3 separate regions of the Homo sapiens genome follow, and all the other regions are linked to region 1. A link is a contact called in ENCODE Hi-C or POLR2A ChIA-PET data. All regions are on one chromosome and are shown on one strand. Each heading gives the region's core, a stretch centred on a gene start or an enhancer-like site at or near the end of the contact. The rest is flanking DNA. Distances are from core to core; before and after follow the strand shown.

The links. Hi-C counts contacts between places; a loop is a spot of excess contacts on that map. ChIA-PET counts read pairs that join two places held with the same protein, here RNA polymerase II (POLR2A). Pooled maps may share reads with other maps.
Region 2: a pooled map shows a loop between it and region 1 (2.2-fold over the local background). The contact joins two enhancer-like sites. A Hi-C loop is called at or near these places in 5 of 37 single-sample maps with no recorded cell type and 5 of 50 pooled maps. POLR2A ChIA-PET finds 5 or more read pairs at or near these places in 1 of 52 experiments (OCI-LY7).
Region 3: a loop to region 1 is called in a map of mammary epithelial cell, with 2.6 times the contacts of the local background. The contact joins two enhancer-like sites. A Hi-C loop is called at or near these places in 2 of 168 maps with a recorded cell type or tissue (MCF 10A and mammary epithelial cell), 1 of 37 single-sample maps with no recorded cell type and 2 of 50 pooled maps. POLR2A ChIA-PET finds 5 or more read pairs at or near these places in 1 of 52 experiments (Panc1).

Annotation. Positions count from the first base shown.
Region 1 is chr11:128,829,639-128,832,795 of GRCh38, reverse strand. No RefSeq gene overlaps it. Among named protein-coding and RNA genes, the nearest start is that of KCNJ1, 36 kb to the left of the region's middle. Within about 2 kb of position 1,460, at least 14 of the 41 ENCODE cell types and tissues checked have a DNase peak (open chromatin) inside an H3K27ac peak, as active enhancers do; they include mammary epithelial cell, where a contact is called at or near this core.
Region 2 is chr11:128,423,320-128,426,476 of GRCh38, reverse strand. The region is part of intron 1 of LOC124902789 (a long non-coding RNA gene); the gene reads right to left. Among named protein-coding and RNA genes, the nearest start is that of MIR6090, 97 kb to the left of the region's middle. RefSeq lists an enhancer at 1,349-1,643. Within about 2 kb of position 1,561, at least 16 of the 41 ENCODE cell types and tissues checked have a DNase peak (open chromatin) inside an H3K27ac peak, as active enhancers do.
Region 3 is chr11:128,447,053-128,450,209 of GRCh38, reverse strand. All of the region lies in intron 1 of LOC124902789 (a long non-coding RNA gene), which reads right to left. Among named protein-coding and RNA genes, the nearest start is that of MIR6090, 74 kb to the left of the region's middle. RefSeq lists an enhancer at 745-1,944. Within about 2 kb of position 1,574, at least 12 of the 41 ENCODE cell types and tissues checked have a DNase peak (open chromatin) inside an H3K27ac peak, as active enhancers do; they include mammary epithelial cell, where a contact is called at or near this core.

The sequences.
Region 1 (3,157 bases), core at 211-2,710:
ACAGATTAGAGAATTAGAGGCAGAAACTAACTTTTGAGGGAGGCAGAGAAAGTGTCGTCATTTCCATTTTTCAGGATGGGAAACTGAGTCTCAGAGACCCTATGACTTGCCCAGGTCATGTAGCTGTGAAGTGGGGAAGCAGGGGTCAGAAGCCAGGGTGCCTGCCTGCTAGTTAGCCCAGCGTTCTTTCCTGTGCCTCTCCCCTTTCCTGGAGCCACCCACAAACTTTGTGCCTGGCAGTCACTGTTCCTGAAGGAAAATGCACCTGGAAGGTGGTAGCCAGGATCAGAAAGGCAGGTGAGTCTGGGAATGGATAAAGCCCTGCACCCTTGCACTGCTTCTTTTGGGAACACAGAGGCCACGTGTATCTACAGTTGCACTTAGCATCTGAGGAAGCTGGGAAGCCCTCACTGGAAGGGAAGACACGGAGGCACCTTCATCTACACCAACAAAGTGAAAGTAAGCAATCACTAATGAGTGGGCTGTTGAGGCCACCAGCAAAGTTGTTTTTAGTTGAACTAAAAATGGCAAGTAGAGACCACAATTATCCCTATGGTTATCTCAGTTCCCCACATCAATGGCCAGATGCAACCTGAACCTGTGATAGCCTCGGAAAAACACAGCCTGATGAAGCATAAAAGAAAAAAGTAGGCAAGGAAGGAGGAGGGATGAAGGCAAGAAATAAGGTGCAAGGTTCAGGGGCTTTGAAGACAGACAGATTTGGGTCAAATCCCAGATTTCCCACTTATTGGCTGTGTTTAGCTTGAACAAATTCTTAGCCTTTCTGAGTCTTTTTTCCAGTTGTGAACAACAATAATACCTACCTTAAAGGGATAGTGTACAGATATAGTATGAAATAATATTTAACAAAACACTATGTAAAGAACCTAGCACTGTGTCTGATATAGGCTCCCAATAAGCGGTAGTTTGAGTGATGATGATTATTCTGCCGATGATGGGCAAGGCCAAGGCAGGGTGGGTCTGGCTGATGAGCGGGGGTCCCATGCTGTGCCCTCGTTTCCTCTGTCCTGGGCCTCATCGTTTCCCAGCCTACATTCCTGGCCTTGCTTTCCATTTCCAGGCTTGATTTTAACCTGAGACACAGTAGCTCACCTTCCTCCCTGTGCCTGCCTCCGAGGTGAACTCACAGAATCCTAGAAGCTTAGCGGTGAGAGGGACCTAGGCAAAGCCTGACCCTACCCTGTTATTTCATAAGTGGAGAAACTTAGGGTCCCTAAGTTTCTGCAGGGGGGCCTGTTCAAGAGGAATAATGTGTCTTACCCAGCTTCAGAAAGAGTCGATTGCTGACCCATCCTGTGCTTCAGATTTCCCCCTGGGTGGAAGTGAAGACAGGGGAGGGTAGGGGTCGAGGGGGGATCCTACTAGAATGGGCAATCCTGAACTAACCTGCACTTTGTTGGCGAGGTGTGCTTTGGCCAGCAGGTGGCGCCATATACTTCCAGATCGCAAAAGTGAAACTGACCTGGTTGAAAAGTAGTCTGCCTCTGACGGTTAAGAGGGCTTGGCTATACCCAGAAAGCTCTTAATAATGCTTAGAATATTTAACAGAGATATATAAAATATTGGGCCTTCTAGTCATTGCTGGGGTGATAAAATGACCGTGAAAGACATAAAAAAATTTAAATTGTGATTTAAATATAGAAGTTTATCATTCTAGAGAGATTAGACTGGCTCGAAGAGGAAGTTGTTACCATGTGTTAGAGTCTATGAGATTCCATGTGCTTTACATTTTCCTGACAATAAAGCTGACATAATACCATGACTCCCATTTTACAGATGAGAAGTCTGAGGCCCAGAGAGGTTAAGATGCATGCTCATGGTCCATACACGGCTAGTCAGGGCAGAGCTGCTATGTATCTATATATTCAACATTTATACAGGGTTTATTATGAGCAGACATTATTTTAAGTGCTTTATAAGTATCTACTCATTTAATCCCAGTAACAACTGTAGATAGCAGAACAGGCACTTTTGAAAGCACAGGTTAGTCTGGGTCAAAATTCATGGGCTTTCCCAGGAACAGGCCAGCTCCTGTCTCCCGGAGGCCTGAGTCCAAATTCTTTTTCAGTTGCTTTCATATGAATTTGGTAACTCGCTTACCCTCTCTGAGTTGTGGGTTTCTCATTCGTAAGCTGATGATAATGAAACCAACCCCATGTGGCTGTTGAGAAGATCAATTAGTAGAACACATGACACAGAATTAACCACAAAGTCATATTCCTTGTTAAGGGATTATTTTTACCACAGACACCTAATAGATGAATTCACATAAACGCATGTTTGTTGCAGGATTATGTGTAGGGGTGAAAAGCCTAAGTGTACTATGACAGGGAAATCAGTTAATGCAGTGTGAAATGCTACGCTATTTTTTTTTTTTTTGAGATGGAATCTCCCTCCTGTCGCCCAGGCTGGAGAGCAGTGACGCGATCTCAGCTCACTGCAACCTCCACCTCCCGGGTTCAAGTGATTCTCCTGCCTCAGCCTCCTGAGTAGCTGGGATTACAGGCATGCGCCAACACTCTTGGCTAATTTTTTGCATTTTTAGTAGAGATGGTGTTTCACCATGTTGGTCAGGCTGGTCTCAAACTCCTGACCTCGTGATCCATCCGCCTCGGTCTCCCAAAGTGCTGGGATTACAGGCGTGAGCCACCGCGCCCAGCCTGCTATTTTAAACAAATATTTGGGCACTGAACAATGTCCTACAGACACATTTAGAAAATAAAATACACTAGGAGCTCCATGGAGCTCATATTCTTGGGGCAGCTGACAGGGCACACCAATGTCAGAGGGGAGAATTGGCACAAGGCATCCTTACCTAGTGTGAGGCACCGAGGAGAGAGAGCTTCTCTGAGAAAAAGACATGGAAGTGAAATGTGAAGCAAAAGGAAGAGTTAGTCAAATGATGGGTGGAGGGGAGTCCAGGAAGAGGAAATGTGTCCAAGGTTCAGGATGTGAGAGCACAACACTCCATACACCACATCTTAAAAATAAGGAATGATTTTAGACAATGTCCTCAAAACATCAAATGAAAGAAGTGTGTACCAGAAATTATAAACATTTTTTTAGCTAAAAAAGGTTTTAAGTGTGAAATGTTTTTTAAAATGTAGAATTTTGTTGCATATATATGTGCATATAC
Region 2 (3,157 bases), core at 312-2,811, 410 kb after region 1:
TAGGAACTCAACAATGAGAACGCTTGGACACAGGGTGGGGAACATCACACACTGGGGCCTGTCGTGGGGTGGTGAGCTGGGGGAGGGATAGCATTAGGAGAAATACCTAATGTAAATGACGAGTTCATGGGTGCAGCAAACCAATATGGCACATGTATACATATGTAAGAAACCTGCATGTTGTGCACATGTACCCTAGAACTTAAAGTATAATAAAAAAGAAAGAAAGGAAAAAAGAATACTACACAGAAAATGGGCTAGAGAGTCCCGGGGTGGGGAACACAGCAGCTTTAGATTCATGGTTCCCTGCTGAGGAGGTGACTTGTGCTGAGACAGAAGACTTGACAATAGGGGGTGGGGGTCTCCCTGAGAAGAGAAGAGCAGGCTGACACTCCTGCACAGAGCACACTGGAAGGCAGAGAGAGGGCCTGGCAGGGTGGGTGGTCAGAGCAGATCCACCAGTGGACCAGGGCATGAGTTGAGTTTTTGTTTTTGTTTGTTTGTTTGTTTGTTTTTGAGACGGAGTCTTGCTCTGTCGCCCAGGCTGGAGTGCAATGGCGTGATCTCAGTTCACTGCAACCTCTGCCTCCTGAGTTCAAGCGATTCTCCTGCCTCAGCCTCCTGAGTAGCTGAGACTACAGGCGTGCGCCACCACTCCTGGCTAATTTTTTGTATTTTTAGTAGAGACAGAGTTTCACCATGTTAGCTAGGATGGCCTTGATCTCCTGACCTTGTGATCTGCCCGCCCTGGCCTTTCAAAGTGCTGGGATTACAGGCATGAGCCACCCCGCCCAGCCATGAGTTGAGTTTTATGGGCCGCCAGCGGGTGTGGCTTGTGGACCATGGTTAGGATCTTATTCCTGGTGGTGGGAAACTGTTGGAGGGTTTCAATGGGGCAGCAACATGATCAGATTCATTTTTTGGCAAGAGTGAACACAGAAAGATCTGTTAGGAGGATTCCACCTACATGATCTCAATGGATGATCATAACCCTGCAAGGGCTGACGTGTCTTACATTGGGACACTGAGGCTTTAGGGATCCCGAGTGGCTTTTGTAAAGCCACACTGCTGTTGAGTCGTGGAACCCAGATTAGAACCCAGGTGGCTAGGGTTCCAGAACCTGCTTTCATAACCTTCAGCATAGCGTTTCTCCCATCAAAAGCTTGTGTAAGCCACTGCCAGCATTGCTGTTAATTGTGGCTCACCAAGGCTTGGAGAGAGCTGGATGAGAGGGGAGCAGAGTCCAGCGTGGGTGGGGCTGGACTGGCAGTGGCAGAGGAGAGGCAGCTGCTGTTCACATCAGGGTCTGGATGGCCTTGTCGCCGCAGGAGGCTGCGCTGCTCCACCCTCCCAAGCGTTTCCCAGCTCCGTCACAGGGTCTCCGTTCCCACCACAGTGTGTCCCAGCAGTTCCATTTGTATTTGTACCCAGAGAGCTCCACTGAGGCCTGTGGTCACAGAGTGACTCCCTTCCATGTTCTGCCACAGGTTGCAAGCCATAGGGTGAAGGTCACACAGTTTTGTTTGGCCATAACAGCTGCCTCCATGGCAACAGCGTGTGATATCACTGGAAAAGCCATTTGTGGGACTCCAAGCTGGAAGGAAAAGGCAGAGTTGGAGAGAGCTGTAGCGGGAGACAGAGAAAGGGCAGGGTCTCTCCGGATGCTCCAAGGTGCTGGACGCACAGGTCCCTTTCTGTAGTCCTTGTCATGTAAGATCTTTTCATTTAGGCTAAGCAAATCCAGATGTTCTTCAAATAATTCAGGCATATTTGGCCCAAGCATAAACTTGTCTTCATTTTTCATCCAATCTGACAAACGTTTGCAATCGCCTCACTCTGTGAGTTCCAGGACACCTTCGGGCTGGAAGGGGTTAATGAGAACAAGCCCTCCCTGGTGGCTTCCCTTCCCCCTGGTGCTGCCCCTCGGCCCCTCCCAGGCCAGCAGGATTTGCTGTCCAAAGGCCCTCAAAAGACATCCAAGCAGTCTTTTCTTAGAAACAGGAAACTGTCTTCGGCCAAGTACAAATGAAGTGAAGCACCCAGAAACCTGAGGACCGCTCCAAACTGAGGCCTGGAGGCAGACAGGGAGGGCCCAACTCCTGGCAGGGCCTCCAGGACTCAGGCTCTCATGAATGAGACTGAGCTCAGCTGCAGCCTCAGCCATTCTTCGTTGCACTCAACCCATTATGTAGTGACGGTAACAAATTCATTGAATGACCTTCGGCATATATATATATATGTGTGTGTGTCTATATATATATATGTATATATATGTATATATATATGTGTGTCTATATATATATAGACACACACAGTATTTACACAATATTAGTTATTTGTTACTTTTTATAACCTCATCACCATTTCATTGGACAGACACTAATCACTAGCAGGATTGGAAATGTCACTGACATGCTGCTTAGGAAGTGATTTGAATAGAGGAGAATGGAATAAAATGGAGATCGTGTTTCTTTCTAAACACAGGAGGAATAGTGATGGGGAGACACAGTACAAAGGTGGGTAATTGGTATATCTTTTGTGCTAAGCTGCTTCACAATTCTGTAAACTATCTTTTAGAGGGCTAAATAAATATCTTCCAATTTCCTTGAGGACTGGGACCACATCTGTTCACTGTGGACTCCCTAGCACCTAGCTTGGTGCCTGGAATTGGTAGCTACTCAATAAATAGGTTTTTGGATGGATAAATGAATAAACAAACAAATAAATCAATGAACTTAATTCTTGATTTCTCAAGATCATAAAAAGATAATATTGAATTGGGGAATGTTACTTGCCAGATATTCGGGAAAGGGAATAGAGGAGAGAAAGACAGTTGGTATGCTGGTGGAAAATCACTTTCTCCCACGATGTTAGGAGAAGGAATGTTAGACTTGAAAGCAGAAAAGCCTGTGTTAAATCCTGTGATTGAGTAGCTGTGTGACCTCAGACAAACTGTTCAACCTCTCTGAGCCTACATTTCTTCGTCTCTCAAGCAAGACTTTCCAATGCCTACAGACATTATCTTGGGATTAAGAGAAACCAGGATGGAAGAGAGTATGATAGAGCGTCTAGCACACAGTGCTCCTGTGCTTTTGATAAGCTGGCATTTCAGCAGGCTTGGCTCTGGGGCTCAACCTCTTAAATGCACGCTGTCATT
Region 3 (3,157 bases), core at 325-2,824, 380 kb after region 1:
TTGAAGGTGGTTCTTAAAAATGTTTACTGATGGGAGTATAGGGTCAGAAAAGTTTTGAAATGACTGCTGTAAAGGAATATTTGCTGAGGGCCAGCAAGATTTCTGCTGGTGGTGGGAAAAGCCCAACATTTGCAACAGATAAAAATCAGTGTTTAAATTCTGACTCTACCACTCAAGTTTACACACTCAGTTTACTATGTGACTTTGGGAATACATGTAACTTTTCTGAGCCTCAGTTTCCTCAAAATAACAATAGTGACACTTACCCCACAGATCTATTGTGAGGATCAGTGAAATACTTTCTATTGAGGGTCCAGGGTAGAACTTGACATATAGTAAGCAATGCTCAAGAAGTGTTTGACTTCTCCACTCTCCCCTTGCTTCTGCTGGGAAGCTAGGGAAGAGCTGTGGGCTCAAGATGGAGCCCATTCTTGGCAAAAGCCTGCTGGTGGGCCCAGGGAGCTTCCCTCATGACTGAGAAGGTCAGCCTGGATTTTCTAACACATCACTAATGGCCTGTTCTTGGCTCTAAGAGGAGAGGACTGTGTGTGTATGTATTTAAAACCACTTTGGGTAGGCCTTCCTGGTGGCTTCCTAACCAGTATGAAACAAACGGTTATATGTTGGTTTCAGTCCAGTTCCCAGCAGACAATCTTTTTTCAAAAAAACGTATGTGTCAGAAGGTATCACACAACAGGGCCACAACTGGCAGGAAGTAGCCCCCCATTATGCAACTGAGCCAAAGTTCTCAGAAGTGAATGAGCCATGGAAAATTAGAACCCCCCACTGAGCCTGGAGCTTGGTCTCTGCCAGAACATTTGGACAGCCAAGCTATGCTATAAAGAAGGAAAAAAGCAATGTGTATGTATCAGAGGGATGGGGTTCAGTTCTTCTAGTTCCTTTCCCAGGCTCCCATTTTGCACACAAGGATACAAGAAGGATGCTGAAGACATCCTAGTGTGAGAGCCTCAATCTTCCTCTCTACCAACTCTGATCCATATTGCTGCTCAAACTGGGATTCATATTCTCTGGACAAAGCCACATGCAGGCTCTGAGAGAGCACTGACCAGCTTGTATATATGGAGGTCATTACGTGTCAGACTCCCCATTCTCAGCAGTGCTTCAGGCTCCAGCCTTAATCCTAGATCCACTACCCCCTTGCAGTTGGTCCTGGGAGAGATTTTTGGGAGTCAGAGACTCCATTCCAAGCTGAAAGAACTTGATCAATGAATGTTTCCTTCACAGTTGTAAACTGGGAGATGAAGGAAAACAAATGAAGCTGTTAAAGGCCAGGGCTCAGAGTACATTTTCGGAATGGAAAGAGACTATATATAAAGAAATAGCAAAGGAGGAGTGAGCTGGTCTGACTGCAGGGTCTTACCTGAACACAATTCACAGGGAAAACTGCTGTGGCCCATTGCTCCCTGAGCAACCTCATGGGTGTGCTCTCCCACAGCCCATTCCAAACAGGTGACCAACCTGTGAGTCAGGCTTGCCTGGGCTGGAGGCAGCTGATACAGGGAATTCACCATTTCCATTCCCGTAACCTGAAAGCGTTGAACTTTGGTCTCTGAGGTTTCACTCCGACAGGGGACAAAACAACCCTTGTTTTTATAACTTGCCTACAGGTTATAAGGAAGGAACACTTTTCTTCCCTCTCCCACCGGCTGCCATACTTGGTCTTAGGTTTGTTTTTTTTTTTTTTTTTTTTCCTCTGAGCCACCCACCTCTTTCCTTGTCTCAGGTCAGACTTTCTTGGGTTTCAGATTAACTGTGCTTGATTTGTGACTCTGACATTTGGATAATTCACTTTCCCATTTTAATAGTTAACTCCCAGAGTCCAATGTGCCAATTCCTATGCTCGTAGACAGTAATGTATTTCTGGGATTCTTCTATCCTACCAAGCATTCTTTACTCTCTGAATTTCAGAAATCCGTCTTGAGGGCTTAATTCTCTTAGAATCAAAATACCGACTTCAGAAGCAGGCAGACCTAAGATCAAGTTGAGGGTCCTTGGACACATAACCATAAGTCTGAATCACTGTTTTCTCTTTTGCAAATGGGATAATACCTACTTGATAGAGTTGTTATATTGTTTAAATAGAATCATGTAATAAAGTGACTTTTAAAGGACCTGATACATGGCAAATGCCCAATAAATATTTGTTTCCTCTCCTTTATCCATTCTACAAGGTAGAGAGTCCCCCTTAAATTGTTTCATTAAATATTAGTTTTATGTATTTTTAAAAGGTTATATATATTGAAAATTTAGATAACATGAAAATATTCAGAAGCCAATTAGAAAACTACCTGATATTCTTCACTATTGAAATTTTAGTATAAATCTTTTCAGCATTTAATTATGTACACATATATTTGATACCAAACATGATTTTTATAGAGGTAAAATTGATATACAGTGATATGCACAGATTTTGAGCAGTTTGATGAATTTTAATAGGTACATTTGTGTAAGCAATACCCCAGAAAATTCCAATATCCACACCCTACCGTCAATCACTATTCTGATTTCTATTGGCATAGTTTTGCCTGTTCTTGAACTTTATAATTTATGGGCATTGGGTATAGTACTGAAAGGTTTTGCCTCAATAGTAAAGCAAAATTAGCCCGAGAGTAAATGCTGTTCTGTTCCTGCCAAATAAAGCTTAAAGGCAAGACTCGAAAGGGTCAAACTATTTCCAAGTAACTTAACTCAAGAGTATTTTTAGGAATACAAAAATATCCACCCAGTCCACAATGTCTGGCATCCAATAAAGAATTACCAGGCATACTAAGAAGCAGGAAAATATGACCCATAATGAAGAAAAAAATCAGCCAGTTGAAAATTTCCAAGAAATGACACAGACGATAGAATTAGTACCCAAGGACATTAAAAGAGAGTAACAATTTCACATGTTGAAGAAGCTAGAGAAAAGACCAAACATGCCAAATGCGATACAAAAGACCTAAGTCAAAATTCTGCAGTTGAGAGCTATATAACATATGACATGAAAGATACATTGGGTGGGATTAATGGCAGATTCAACACTGTGAAGTCCCAGCATAGAAACGACCCATAATAAAGCACATATAAAATAAAGGGTGCAAAGAAAAATGAGCAGAGTGCCAGTGAGCTGTGGGACAGCTTTAAGTCTCTG